2 separate regions of the Homo sapiens genome follow, and region 2 is linked to region 1. The links are chromatin contacts, found by Hi-C or POLR2A ChIA-PET in ENCODE. All regions are on one chromosome and are shown on one strand. Each heading gives the region's core, a stretch centred on a gene start or an enhancer-like site at or near the end of the contact. The rest is flanking DNA. Distances are from core to core; before and after follow the strand shown. Region 1 has its middle 16 kb from the start of MEGF9. Region 2 has its middle 15 kb from the start of PHF19.

What was found. Hi-C counts contacts between places; a loop is a spot of excess contacts on that map. ChIA-PET counts read pairs that join two places held with the same protein, here RNA polymerase II (POLR2A). Pooled maps may share reads with other maps.
Region 2: a loop to region 1 is called in a pooled map, with 2.1 times the contacts of the local background. The contact joins two enhancer-like sites. A Hi-C loop is called at or near these places in 2 of 50 pooled maps. POLR2A ChIA-PET finds 5 or more read pairs at or near these places in 4 of 52 experiments (activated CD4-positive, alpha-beta T cell, activated T-cell and activated naive CD4-positive, alpha-beta T cell).

The regions. Positions count from the first base shown.
Region 1 is chr9:120,727,267-120,734,494 of GRCh38, forward strand. No RefSeq gene overlaps it. Among named protein-coding and RNA genes, the nearest start is that of MEGF9, 16 kb to the left of the region's middle. Within about 2 kb of position 4,140, at least 7 of the 41 ENCODE cell types and tissues checked have a DNase peak (open chromatin) inside an H3K27ac peak, as active enhancers do.
Region 2 is chr9:120,888,118-120,895,345 of GRCh38, forward strand. It overlaps a transcript of PHF19 not described here. Among named protein-coding and RNA genes, the nearest start is that of PHF19, 15 kb to the left of the region's middle. RefSeq lists an enhancer at 4,504-4,723. Within about 2 kb of position 3,599, at least 10 of the 41 ENCODE cell types and tissues checked have a DNase peak (open chromatin) inside an H3K27ac peak, as active enhancers do.

The DNA of each region.
Region 1 (7,228 bases), core at 2,890-5,389:
GGGGAAAGAATCAAAGAAAAGTCTTCCTAGGGGAGGGGAGTTTGAGCTAAGCCTTGAAGGAGCAACAGGAATAGCAGAAGGGCTCTGGGGTTATAGAACAGAGCTCTGAAATAATAACAATCGTAGTAGTAGTAGTAGTAGTAATAGCAGCTGATATTTGTTAAGGCCTCACAATGTGCTAGGTACTGTTGTAAGCATAAATGAATCATTTAATTCTCACATAAGAATCCTATAAAGTAGATCCTATTACCATCATCCCCACTTTACAGACGAAGAAGCAGAGGCACAGTTAACCTCAGTTACATAACTTGCCCCAGATCACACTCATAATGACAGAGCCAGGCTTTAATCGCATGCATTTTGGCGCTGGAAACTATGCTCCAAACACCGCAAGAAACTGCCTCACTGTGGGACGTCACCGCACATTTAGGGGCGGACAACAGGTGCAGGAGGTATAAGGTGTAGGAAGGTAGGAACTGATGGGAGGTCACGTAAATGACATGAAAGTATTTTGCAAACTATAAAGTGCTGTCCCCAAGCAGATTATCATCACTACTATTATAATAAATAACTGCCTTTCCTCCCTGTGAAAAATGAAGGCTTCTCAGCAGTATCTCTGGGTTATTGGCCTTGGAAAAAAGTGGCTGCTTGGAGGGCCTGCCCAGACAGAGGGAATCTCGGGAAAGGATGGGCTGACGTGAATCTGACCCTGAGTTGGGAAGCAGCAGATGTGGGCTCTGGTCCCAGCTCTGCACCTAACTTATTATGTGGTCTTGGGTGGGTTACCTCCCCACCCTGTCTTTAGTTTCCCCATTGCTAAGATAGAAGGAGGAAAGAGTGGGGATTTTTTTTTTTCCAGACGGAGTCTCACTCTGTCACCCAGGCTGGAGTGCGGTGGTGCGATCACGGCCCACTGCAACCTCTGCCTCCCGGGTTCAAGCAAATCTCCTGCCTCAGCCTCCTGAGTAGCTGGGACTACAGGCACATGCTACCATGACCAGCTAATTTTTGTATTGTTTTTAGTAGAGATGGGGTTTTGCCATGTTGGCCAGGCTGGTCTTGAACTCCTGACCTCATGTGATCTGACTGCCTTGGCCTCTCAAAGTGCTGTGATTACAGGTGGCTCACACCTGTAAGATAATCAATTAACAAATAAAAGAGTGGGGATTCTAAGGCCTTTTTCAGCCTTCACATTTTGAACAATCGCTGCTACTGTTGGTGTTCCACTTCTCCGAGCTGGACAGTGACCGAAAAAGAATGTCACCTTGGGGCCCTTTACCAAAACAAAGGCTTGCTGGCAACCTCGGATGGCAGTGGCACCTTCCAGAAAGCAGGACCCATGCTGGATGGGAAGCCCATGGCTTATGTCCCCTGAGTCCACAGATCTCCAGTTCAGACGCTTCTCATCACTCCTGTCCCTGCCAGGACACTCACTGGTTTCAAGCTCCTTGAACCAGGCCCATTCCTGTCCCTTTTAATGTTCCAGTGGGAGTCTGAGTAATGACAGCATTCTGGATACCATCCTTTCCAGGATGTGGCCAGAAGACGCAGATGGAGTTTACATCCTAAGGGGTCCCGTTTTGATTTTTCTGTGAGCCAAAAACCCCAGGGCTTTCTCACATGCGCTGCTCCAGGCTCCATCTTTTGCCATTGAGGGTTTTGTATTCACTGTCCTGGAATTAAAAGTGTTCTCAAGGGATGCAGCATTGAGTCTTTCTCCTCATGTCTCAGGATCTTCATCATGAGAATACAATCATAAGCCTGCAAGAGATCCCCTTACATCAAAGTCATTCAATCCAAACCCTTCTCGCTGACACAGAACTCCGTAAACTGTAAAGCACTGTTGTACATTATTAATTCACATATTATTCCTTCTGTACCTTATAAAAGTCCTAGTTTGGGCAGGGCTAGGATTACCAGATAAAATGCAAGATGTCCAGTTAAATTTAAAATTCAAATTTAACTAGGCATCTTGTGATTTGATCCATTAAATCTAGCAGCCCTTGATGGGATCAACAGTCCCATTTTGCAGAACTGAAGCTCAAAGGGATGAAAGGATTTTACCCAAACTGCTTGAGAGCAGGGACTATGTCTGACTTTTTAAAAATATTTTTTTCAAACATGAGAAGTATATTCCCTTAAAGCCAGTGTATCAGTCCATTTAGCAGTGATCTAAAAGATTTATGCTTTGTGAAAAGCCTATTCATCTATGAATAGAGAATCTATGCCCTGTGTCTGTGTAGGTGTATATGTTGCACAGAACATTAAAAAGTTAATAAATTCATTTTTAATCCCCAGTTCCCAAGTTGGGGTTAGCTCAGAGAAGATGCTTGAGAAATGTTTACTCAACTATTGGGCTTTCTGAATCTTTCATTCCTACAAGAACCCTACAGAATGAAAAAGAAATTGCTGGCTCAGGACAAAGAATGGCCCCAGAATGCAGTGTCAGGCTTCCCTGATCTTCCTACATGGCTGTGCCAAAGATGAGTTGAGTTTCAGGAAAGTGCAGTGAAACTATCAGCAGTGAAACTATCACATCATGAAATAGTCATGGGCCTCACGAAAAGGCTTCTTGTCATTACACTTCCTTCCTGCTCCAGGTTTAAGACCACAGGGAGGCTTCCCTAAGGCTGCCAAATACAGCGAGGTCTTGGCATAAATGTTGCCCAAGGAGTCCTTACACCATCAAAGGCAGAGGCACAAAGTCCCTTTCCTGCCCTTTGGATGAGTAGACCTGTTGGGGGCGCTGGTGGGACAGCCCCCAGGTGGCTTCTAGACTTAGCTCATCTCCCTCCTGATGGACAGCTCAGGATCTGTCCACTGACAGATCACATACTTTTTTCAGCTGCCCAGCCAGAGCTGTGAATAAACACAGACTCTCCGAGAAGACTTGAGCTGCCGATGACAGAGGTCAGGGGTCTTGGTTCCATTCCAGGCTGTCAGCTAAGAAAGAGGATCTGCTGAAGAATTGGAGCCTGGGCATGAGCTCTTGCCATGGATGGAACTTTTTTCATGTGTGAGGTTCACCAGTTAATCCTAGAACGTTAGAGTTAGAAGAGATGGCCTTAAAAAGCACCTAGGTCAGGCCACGCATGGTGGCTCACGCCTGTAATCCCAGCACATTGGGAGGCCAAGGCGGGCAGATCACCTGAGGTCAGGAGTTCGAGACCAGCCTGACCAACATGGAGAAACCCCATCTCTACTAAAAATACAAAATTAGCTGGGCGTGGTGGCACATGCCTGTAATCCCAGCTACTTGGAAGGCTGAGGCAGCAGAATCGCTTGAACCCAGGAGGCAGAGGTTGCAGTGAGCCAAGATCGTGCCATTGCACTCCAGCCTGGGCAACAAGAGCGAAACTCCATCTAAAAAAAAAAAAAAAAAAAGCATCTAGGTCTAATCCAAACATTCTTCCAGGAAGACACACCAAGGCTCAGAGCAGGAAAGGACTCATTCAAGCTCACATGATAACTTGGCAGCAGAACCAGGCCTGGAATGCATATTTCTTCTTGGTGCTGCATTCCTGATTCAGAAGAGCAGCTCTCCCTGCTAAGCAAACAGCAGGTGGGCGGATGTGGTCACTAATCAGTGCACTGGCACTGTGGGTCATTGAGCTTTAACCCCAGAGCACCATTAACAGCTTAACCCAGTCTGTCACCCTCTCCTCCCTGGAGGCCCTGCAGTCCTCAGGATTAGAAATAAACTGCTCTCAGCCAAGCCCCTGAAATAGGAGATGAAATGGCCCACAGAGACCATCCAATTTAGTTCCCCCAGTGATGCCGAATCCCCACCCTCTGTGCTGGGAAGCAGTTCCAGTGACCAATGAGCTCAGTGAGCTTGCAGGTGTGTGGGCAGGCTGCACAGAAGCAGAGGGTGGCGAGTGGACCACAGGGGGATGGATGGGCATGGAACTGGTGCAGTTAAGCATCGGCGTTCCCATTCTGTCTCCTGTCAGCTCTGTTCTCAAGTCCTTTTGCTATTACACTAAAGCCCATCTCTGTGAACTTCTGTCTACTGGGTCCAGCTCAGATCCCTGGAGCCCAGGCCACACCCCTTGTGAAGCTGCTAAATTAGGCGGGAACCCTGGTCTGCATGCAGGACTGGCTGCCTGGCTCTGTTCCCTGCCAAGCCAATATCTGTATACCACTTAGGAGAAAAACTCTAAAGCCAAATGAGGAAAAGCAAGGACGGCTCTGCCTGTGATCCTTGGATGGATCCCCTGTATGTGCCAGCACTATTCTCAGCTCTTAGCAGAGAACAGAAAGGCTCTGTTGCTGTTCTCATGGAGTTTATGTTCTGGTTAGGGAGCCAGAGAGTATATGGGTACCTAAATAAATCAGATAATTTCAGAAAATGACAGTGCTAAGAAGAAAACACAGACTAATAATGGGATAGAAAATGACTCCGGGGTGGCATGTCACTTTCACAAGCATGGTCAAGGAAGCCATCTGGGAGAAGGTACACATTGAGCTGAGGCCTGAATGAGAACGAGGAGGCAGGCTGGGGAAGACCAGGGAGACAGAATGGTAAATGCAAAGTCTCATAGACAGACACAAGCTTCGTATGTGTTTGAGAGGGAGAAAAAAGCTGGAATGGGTAGAATATAGCAAATGAGAGAGAGAAAATCTGAAAGGAAGTTTTGGTCTGAGCCACAGTCTAGTGCGCTGAGCTGGGCTAAAGGTTAAATCATGGTGATGATTCCGCTTCCAGAGAAACAGAGCCACAGCAAAGCAGAAATCACAGCATCATCATGGTGCTAACTGTGAAGGCCAGATGCCCACTGGGGCAACTCCACTGTAACTGCAGCTCAGTCAGTTCTCCAATCCAACAGGAAACACCCATCCCAGGTTTGTTTCTAAGCCAGATGACCTCAGGGGGGCTTGTCTGCTGCTCCCCCAAAGCACAGTGTTCTTCTCAAGGAGCCCCCTGGGGCAGAGGCAACTAGAGAAGGAAGCCTACATCTTAAGAGTTTTTGTGAACTATAGAAGGCTAGACCATGAGCTTCACCTCCTTCACGGGCCTCCTTTTCTTGCTTTCAGGAACTGATCTTCTCTTCTCTTCTCTCTCTTCTTTCCTTTTTTAATAAAAACTCTCATGGCGTCCCAGGCTAGAGTACGCAGTGGTGTGATCTCGGATCACTGCAGCCTTCGCCTCCTGGGTTCAAGTGATCCTCCTGCCTCAGCCTCTTGAGTAGCTGGGACTACAGTCTTGTGCCACCACACCTGGCTAATTTTTGTATTTTTAGTAGAGATGGGGTTTCACCATGTTGGCCAGGCTGGTCTTGAACTCCTGACCTCAAGTGATCTGCCTACCTTGGCCACCCAAAGTGCTGGGATTACAGGCGTGAGCCACCGCACCCGGCCTTGCTTTCAGGATCTTCATGGGGTCTCTTCACCTCCTTCCCCAACCAGGCCTGTTCTCAGAGTCAGCTTTGGTAAAATAGTTCACTCTGGGATATAAATGGTACTGTACCCTCTCCCAGGAGTCCTGTATTTTATCAAGAGTCAAAGTCCTGGCTGGGTGCAGTGGCTCCCGCCTGTAATCCCAACACTTTGGGAGGTCGAGGCCAGTAGATCACTTGAGGTCAGGAGGTCAAGACCAACCTAGCCAATACGGTAAAACCCTTTCTCTACTAAAAATACAAAGATTAGCTGGGCATGGTGGTGCGCACCTGTAGTCCCAGCTACTCAGGAGGTTGAGGCACTAGAATTGCTTGAACCCAGGAGGCGGAGGTTGCAGTGAGCCAAGATGGCGCCACTGCACTCCAGCCTGGGTGACAGAGTGAAACTGTATAAAAAAAAAAAAGGAATCAAATTCCTAAGCCAAATAAATGCATCTATAGTTGTGTAAATTAAGAAATCTGCCATCCAGGTGGGGAGGGGGTACCTGTTGCATCAGCAGGTTGATGGCGGGGCCCTGCCTGGTCGGTGTGGTTCTCCCTCTCCCAGGCCATGTCACCTTGTTCAAGTAGAACATTTATTCCTGCCCACCACAGGCATTTGACTCTCTGGAATTCATGGGAGGTTCTAGAGTGCGTCCGGCTCTGTGTCAACTACCACTGTGCAATTCCTGCAAAGGCAGTTGAGGCGGGGGTGGAGTAGCCCTGAATAAACTGACAGCCAGAGGACTGGGATATCAGCTGAGAACGTTCCCATGGAAAAGAAAAGTCCAGCCCCTTCCAGCAAATGCTGCCTGGCTCTGCAAAGAGTGCCTTGTCATCTCATTGGCATTGCTTCTGTATTTCTTTCCTATTTCAGACCAGAAGTGAGTGCATGGAGGATCTCTGTGAGCTGGTTTTCTCTATCTTCAGGATAATCCAACCTTTAGTAACAAAAGCAGAAAAATCTATTCCTATCCTTTGGCTCCCAAGTCCACATCTAAGTGATTCGTCCTAAGGATGTATTTCCAAAATTGTTTTTAAATCTTGTTTCAGGCCAGGAGCGGTAGCTCACGCCTGTAATCCCTGCACTTTGGGAGGCTGAGGTGGGTAGATCACCTGAGGTCAGGAGTTTGAGACCAGCCTGGCCAACATGGCAAAACCCTGTCTCTGCTAAAAATACAAAATTTAGCCACGTGTGGTGGCGGACACCTGTAATCCCACCTACTCGGAAGGCTGAGGCAGGAAAATTGCTTGAACCCAGGAGGCAGAGGTTGTAGTGAGCCAAGATGATGCCATTGCACTCCAGCCTGGGCAACAGAGTGAGACTGTCTCAAAAAATAAGTAAATAAATAAATCTTTTTTTAAATAAAGGTTGCTAGTATTATGCATGATTACATAAAGTGGGGCCTACCCAGGTCCCAAATGACAGGTGGATGAGCAAACTTTGGCCCCCATTTGAAAGAATACTATGATAAGCTTAAAAATGACAAAATGAAATTCGTCAAAATATAGAAAAGTATATATGAAAGAATGTCCAGGGAAAATATTGGAAACCCAAACTGCACAAATCAATCAGTTTCTCCCTGCAGCCCTGTTGATGAAAACTGGAAGAGTTCAAGAAATAGTTATGTAAAATTTAAATAAAGTCCATGTTCTTTTTTGTGGGTATTTGTGTGCTTAAGTAATGTAAGTATCATAATCCCTAAGAAAATACTTTCTAACTTTTAAACATTGTTCACTATAAAATTATCATTCACTTTCTTCAAAAAATAATAAATTATTTTAATAATTGCTAATTGCTCTGTCTAGAGTTAGGTGGTTGGGATACAGAAGTAATTGCTTCCTGGCAT
Region 2 (7,228 bases), core at 2,349-4,848, 160 kb after region 1:
ATGCGCCACCACTCCTGGATAATTTTTGTATTTTTTTAGTAGAGAGGGGGGTTTCACCATGTTGGTCAGGCTGGTCTTGAACTCCTGACCTCAAATGATCTGCCCATCTCGGCCTCCCAAAGTGCTGGGATTACAGGTTTGAGCCACCGCGCCTGGCCCAGCCTCCTTCTTCACACTCATGACCCTTAAAAGGCTAGAAGCTCCCAGATGGGAATGGAATTGCAGGGAGAACAAGCTTGGTGGCAGCTCGAAGAGCTGAGAGGTGTGGAACCCAGCACTGAGCCGTGAACTTATGTCTGCCTTTCAGGATGCAGGCAGCAACCTGGACAACTGGGTCTATCTGCTGTGATAATTCTCAGGCCTTGGCAAGAGAGGCTATGCCAATATTTTCATGGCACCCAAAAATGGTTTTCCTGGGAAGAAACTCCTTGGTCAGTGTCCACAGCACCAGGGGAGGTGGCTATTTCCTGCCATCTCTGTAAACAGGATGGAGACCAAGGGCCTTGTATCAGTTGGAATTCTTGATTATGAGCAACCAGGACCAACTCTGTCCATCCAAAGCAAAAGGGGGACTTTCTGGAGGGTACTGAAGGTACACAGAATGAACAAGAGGCTGGAGAACAGGCTTGGACAAAGGGCAGGACCAAGAGAGGAATTCTGGCCAAGGGAAGGCTGCAGGCACAGTCTGATCCAGGGTTCTCTACTGTGGGTGAGTGATCTCCAAGGGTCCCCTCACCACTCACTCAAGAGTCAGCCCCAAGAATGATTATCTGATTGGCTAGTGTTGCATTTTCCATGTGCCTGTCCACTAGCCAGGCAGGATAAGATGCCATGGAAGGATTTAGCTCCACTAGGATTTCACAGTGATGGTGGCCTTGGGAGGTGGGTGCTAGTTTTATCCTTCCTCAAAATGGGGAGCTCCTCCAAAAAGGAACCAGAATTTTAAGGTGGGGGTGGATGCTGGACAGATCATAAGTGACAGCTAAACCTCTTGGAGCTATTGCCCACCTTAGGCCAATAACAGATGAGGCCAGGCGCGATGGCACACGCTTGTAATCCCAGCACTTTAGGAGGCTGAGGCGGGCGGATCACGAGGTCAGGAGTTTGAGACCAGCCTTGCCAACATGGTGAAATCTCGTCTCCATTAAAAATACAAAAATTAGCTGGGCATGGTGGCAGGCGCCTGTAGTCCCTGCTACTCGGGAAGCTGAGGCAGAAGAATCACTTGAACCTGGGAGGCGGAGGTTGCAGTGAGCTGAGATCATGCCATTGTACTCTGGCCTGGGCGACAGAGCAAGTCTCCATCTCAAAAAAAAAAAAAAAAAAGGACCAAGGTAGCCTGGGCGCAGTGACTCATGCCTGTAATTCCAGCACAGGAATTGGGAAGCCGAGGTAGGAAGATCCTTTGAGCCTGGGAGTTCAAGGCCAGCCTGGGCCACATGGCGAAACCCTGCCTCTACGAAAAATTAAAAAATTAGCCTGGTGTGGTGGCAGGCGCCTGTAGTCCCAGCTACTCAGGAGGCTGAGTTGGGAGGATCAATTGAGCCTGGGAGGTTGAGGCTGCCTTCAGTGAGCCATGATTGTGCCACTGCACTCTGGCCTGGGTGACAGAGCAAGACCCTGTCTTGAAAAAAAGAAAGAGAGAGAGAGAGAAAGAAAGAAAAGAGAAAGAAGAAAGGAAGAAAGAAAGAAAGAGAAAGAAAAAAGAGAAAAAGAAAAAGAAAGAACTAACAAGAAAGAAAGAGAGGAAGGAAGGAAAGAGTGGACAGGCTCTAGGATCTGGACTGGACTTGGACTTAGAATCTGGACTTGGACAACCTAAGGTCAGGTTCTGCCATGTATTAAGCAATGTGGATAATAATGGCACCCACAGCTCACAAAATTGCATGTGAAAACACTTTGTAAACTATAAAGTATTTTGAGCCCTGGAGGGCAGTGGGATGGGACCATCATGCCTCAGGCAGCTTCTCATCTCAGTGCCCAGTTCAAGACCTGGCACCCAGTAAATGTCCCATAAGTGTTTGCTGAGTGAATAGATAAACAAGTGATTATCATCATCCTTTTAACTTGATCTCAGCTTTGCAGAATAAAAACAGGCAGATGCTGTTGGACCCTGATTCAGGTTTTGTGAGCTGAGGCCTCACAAATGAGCCTGCTTTTTTTTTTTTTTTTTTTTTTCCTGTTAACGCTTTTGACGTTTTCATTTTAATATGTGAAACCTGGCTACTTGTCTCAGGGAGAGTTTATGGAAAAAAAGCTTCCAGCTGGCTTTGGGCAGCCCATAAAAATGTACTGAAATGTCTAACTTTGACCAGTTAGAAATTAGGAGCTGTTGGGGGATGCAGGCCGGTGACGCCACTCGCCCTGGTGAGGCCACTGAATTTCAGTAATTAGCTCTCTGGGCAGGAGGACTCGCTCCTAATTCCTTCCTGGTTCCGAGTCAAAGGATGAGGCCCTGAATCTGTTAAAGAGAAACCACAGCTTTCAGATAACAGACAAACATGTCTTTAACACACGCAATCTTTGATTCAAATGATTTCAAAGGGCATGGGGGAGGGAAGGGTTTTTGTGAGCTTTAACCGAAGCCGCTCATCAGAATGTCAGCTCTCCAAATCCTATCCTTCCCTCAGCTCAAGTCTGACCTCCTCCAGGAAGCCCTCCTTGGTAACCCCAGCCCATCACAGGTTTGTTCATCCACACGACTCCTTGCTTTAAAACTCTCCAGAGGGTCTGCCTAACTTCATGGTCAAGTTCAGTCTTCTTAGTTTGGCATACAAGGCCCTTTGTGATCTGACACCTTCTCACCTGTGTAGCCTCTTCTCCTACTCTCCACCCCCACCCTTTAACCCAGGTGCGACAAACAACCTTCACCCCTCTCCCCGGAATTTGGGCCTCAGAGCCTTGGACTGTGTTTTTGCCTTGATGGGGATTTTCCTTCCCCTTCGTCATGTGGCTGGATGGTCCTTATTCCCAAAACTCACCCCAAGCCTCTCCTGCAGGGGTGGGGAGAGATTGAGCCCCCAGGGCTGGGTTAGGTATCCCTGCTCATGCCCCAGAGCGCCTGGGTTTCTGCTCATCACAGTTAGTGTAAGGATCCATTTACTCATCTGCCTCTCCCGCCCTCTTCCCTTCTCTCCCCTCCTCTCCCCTCCTTTCCCCTTCTTCTCCTCTCCTTCCCTCCCCTCCCCTCTCTGAGGAACTTGGTCCAGCTACAGTCAATATCTAGAGAAGGTATTGGCCTAGAGAACCTTGCTCAATCTTAAGCCCGCACACCTGCCGTACTTTGGGATCACCCCGGGAACCTTAACATGCTGATGCCTGTGTTCTTATCTTCAGAGACTCTGGTTTGATTGGCCTGGATGTGGCCTAGGCATGGGGTGAAGAGTGTGGGTTGAAAAGCTCCCCGGGTGGTTCAAGGTGCAGCCCAGGTGGAGCGCCACCATAATTTACAGCACACGACTCAAGACCCACCCAGCCACTTAGAGGAGCTGCACTCCAGGCACCTCGGGGAGTATAACCTTGAACTCGGAACCCCACTATATTTGCCATATTTGTTGTGTTGAAAGAAAACTAGTCATCTGTTTATCTGAGTCAGTAGCATTGAGCAGCTGTATAGTCCCCCACAGGCCCCACCCAGTCTTCCGTGCTTGTTAGGAGAGACGGAAGCATCACAGTCACCTGGTAGAAGGATGCCTGTCTGAGCCCCACCCCAAATCCAAGGAGCCAGACCAGGGACCCTGTGCTATAAACAAGTCTCCTGGTGATCCTTCTGCACACAAATGTGCCAGGGCTCAAAACATCCTAAAACAGGCTGCAAACCCCTGACGCCTTGCAGAGCCAGGTAGGAAAGTTCAAAGCAAAGAAAGGCCTCCAGGGGACCATGCGGGGACTGGAAAACGACTGGCTCTAGCAAATTCTTGTCCTTTGGGAATGTGGGCCCCATGTTGTCAAGTCCCTCTTTTTTAAAAAGAGAATGCCAAAAATCTGAATTTTTAAAAAGGTGAAACTTGTTTAAAGCTGACAACTAATTCAAGCCATTTAAGTACACAGCTCAGACCAAACAAAACTTACCTGGGACCTGAATTTAGCATCTATTACCAATGTTTGCGGCAAACCCCACACGTGGATGAAGCTAGAGGGTGGTGTGCTTGCCTGGCCTTGTCTCGGCTCTCTCTTTTTTGAGCTGTTTTCCTGCTATGGGACTTGGGCCAGCACGGAGTAGGAGTGGGGAGGCGGTGGGGAGCGGGTACAGGAAACGGCCCCTGAGACTTGTGCCGTACGTGCAATTGGGAGGCTGTTTGGGGACATTGTTCCTCACGTTTAACAGTGTTCTCTTCATGCCAACTCTCTAAAAAAATACCTCTCAGGTCTCAGGGCCTAATAGAGTTTTGATTTGCCTCAGCAATGGTGTGCCAGTGTCTTATGGACACTGAATTGCGTGGGATCAAGTTTTAGCTGCTAGAAAGGTCAGAGGGCAATTTGTGGCCTGTCCCCATGGCATATAGGACCTCAAGGTCCACACTTGTATACCTGTCATTCCTGGGTGCTTCTGACCTTTCCAACTTCTGTTTTTCGTTTGATGCTTGTCACATGACCACTCCTGTAAAATTTTATGCTTGTATATCAAATAAAGAAGTTAAGTGCTTTCTGAAATAAGGCATGCTATAAATAAATAAGCCCATAAAAATAGTAAGTGCTGAAAAAAAGGGTTATTGAATACATGACTACTTGAATGATTCATTTTGTGGTTGCACACAGGGCCTTGCACAGAGCAGGTGTTCAGGAAATGAGGGCAGGATGGTAGAGTGGAAAGCAGCAGTTTAGAGATGGAAAGACAATAGCCCTGCCATTTCCTAGCGACTGGGACCTTAGCCAAGCTGACTAACCTCTCTTAGCCTCAGTTTCCTCGTCTGTACAATGGGGACAATCTCAGTGCCACCTTATCAGAGTTGCTGGGAGGATTGAGTAAGATGATGTAAAGTGCCTAGCATGTAACAGGCACTTAATAAGTGGCAGCTGTGATTATTTCAACACCAGAAATACCCTCATCTATGAATGTCATTGTTAAATGACTTAGTAAAGGCAGTAATGTGTGCAACATGAGTGAGGACGCTCTCCCTTTGCTCAAGCCAGCTAGAGTGTGACAGAGAAACCACATGGATTCACTGGGTCAATAAAATGGGGAGGCCTTCCAGAAGCTCTCGATTCCCTCAGCTCCTTGTCCCAGGTCTCTGCTCCCCTCCACACCAGGGCCCCTCTGATTATAGCAGTGATGGCAGGTGGCTCCCTGTCTGAGTGTGGCTGCCCCATCACTCCCCTCTCAGCATGCTTATGTGCTAAAGACCCTGTCCTGTCTGCCCCCGTCATCCAATCTCTAGCCCTAGCCCTGTACATTCCCTTTCTGGAAGCCTCTGGCAGTTTTCTGCAAGCTTCCCAGCCCTGACTGATCCCTCTCCTGGTCATCACTTAAGTGAGCAAATTCATCTTTGAACGGTTCCTTGACCTTTTGCTTGACAGATGCACGCATGCTTTAGAAAGCACACGTCATGCAGTGCACAGGAGGTGCACTCAGAGATGACTGAATGTAGTGTCTGGGGCTCACTCCCTCTGAGGGTTGGACACCAGGCAGACAGTCAGGAAAGCAACTCTCTAATACTGTTACGAGGGAGAAAATACATCATATAGATCCCTGCGATGGAAGGTGGTCTATGGTGAGTTGTAGGTTTCCCTAAGGGCCTAAAATTTATTCATAAGAGGCACTGTTGCATAGGGCAGTGGTTCTCAAAGTGTAGCTCCAGACCTGGAGCATCAGCCTAGACTGGGAGCTCTTATAAATGCAAAATCTCCAGCCTCACTCCAGAACTACTGACTCAAACCATGTGGGGCCCACCCAGCGCTCCCAGTTTTCACAAGCCCAGGGGTGATCCCATGTAGGGCCGGTTTTTGGACCACTGGAATGGTGGATTCATTTGGAACCTGTCACCTCATCTGTCAACAGGGACGACCCTAATCATGGCAGTGGCTTCTGGAAGGGCCACGAGATGAACGTGGGAAGCCTGCCTGGCACGTGGTTGGTGCTGAGCCACCGTCCCCTAAGACTGATCACCCACTACCTTTGGAGGGTCAGCTACCGCCTGGCGCTGTTCTCTGTCAGTCATGGAACCCAAGATAAGGGCTCCAGCAGAAAGGAGAAACAGGATGGAGGTCAGGGAAAGCTGATCTGAAACTTAGGCTAAGGCCCTGAATGCCAACCTTAGGACCTCTCTTTGCCTCTGTCTGCGGCGGAGACTCACATGTTTCCATTACTTTTCTGTAATACAACAAAGCAACGGAATCCTTGGGATTCTGGCCATCCCGGAGGTACCTCCCGGGTCCGTGGCGGGGCAAGCCCTTTTTCCACGACGCCTCCCACCCGCCTCGTCTGCTTTGGCCGCGCTCCCGCGAAGGCCGCGGCGGGAGGCCCCTGATAGGGCGCGCAGGCCCCGGCTGCCAAGAGAAGGCCGGGCGCGGGCCAGGAGCCGGCGCCTGCGAGCCAGGGCAGCCCCGCGCGTTTGGAATGCGAGCGCCGCTCAATGCGTTCCATATGGCGGCGGCGCGGGCCCACCCGGCCGCCCGCGGCTCCCCAGCCTCGCGCCCGCCCCGCGGGTTCTTGTCGATCTCCCGGACCCACCTGGGCGCTGGGATAGGGACCACGGATTACCAAGACCAGCATAGTGCAGGGCACGTAGGAGGCATCCGGAGGCTTTGATGAATGAATGCTAAATACACGACTTACTGGTAGAAGGCGTCAGAGAGTCGACTCCTTAAATAACCCAGCACACAGTCCGCCAGCCTCGGCTCCACCAAAAATCGATGGGAGCCTGCCATGGGCGAGGACCTTCTCTTGTATTTGTGTAATCCCAGTCCCAGATCCCCGACTGGTCAGGGACTTTGTTCTCCAGCTTTGCCCAAGATGACAGTTGGGCTCAGAGCTGGTGATGTGACTTGCCCAAAGTCACACAGGTAGCAAGTAGCACGTCGGGATTTGAATCCGGGTTAAAGGACTCCACGTCCAGTGCTCTTTCTATCCAAACTCCAGAGGGAGGGGACCCTGCTGACACCTTAATGTACCCTGGCCTCCCTGGAGGCTTTTCTCATTGGAATCCCAGAGTTACTAAGACTTATAAAGGATAGAACTGTCCCCTTAATCCCGGGCATGGGGGCTAATGCCAGTAATCCTAGCACTTAG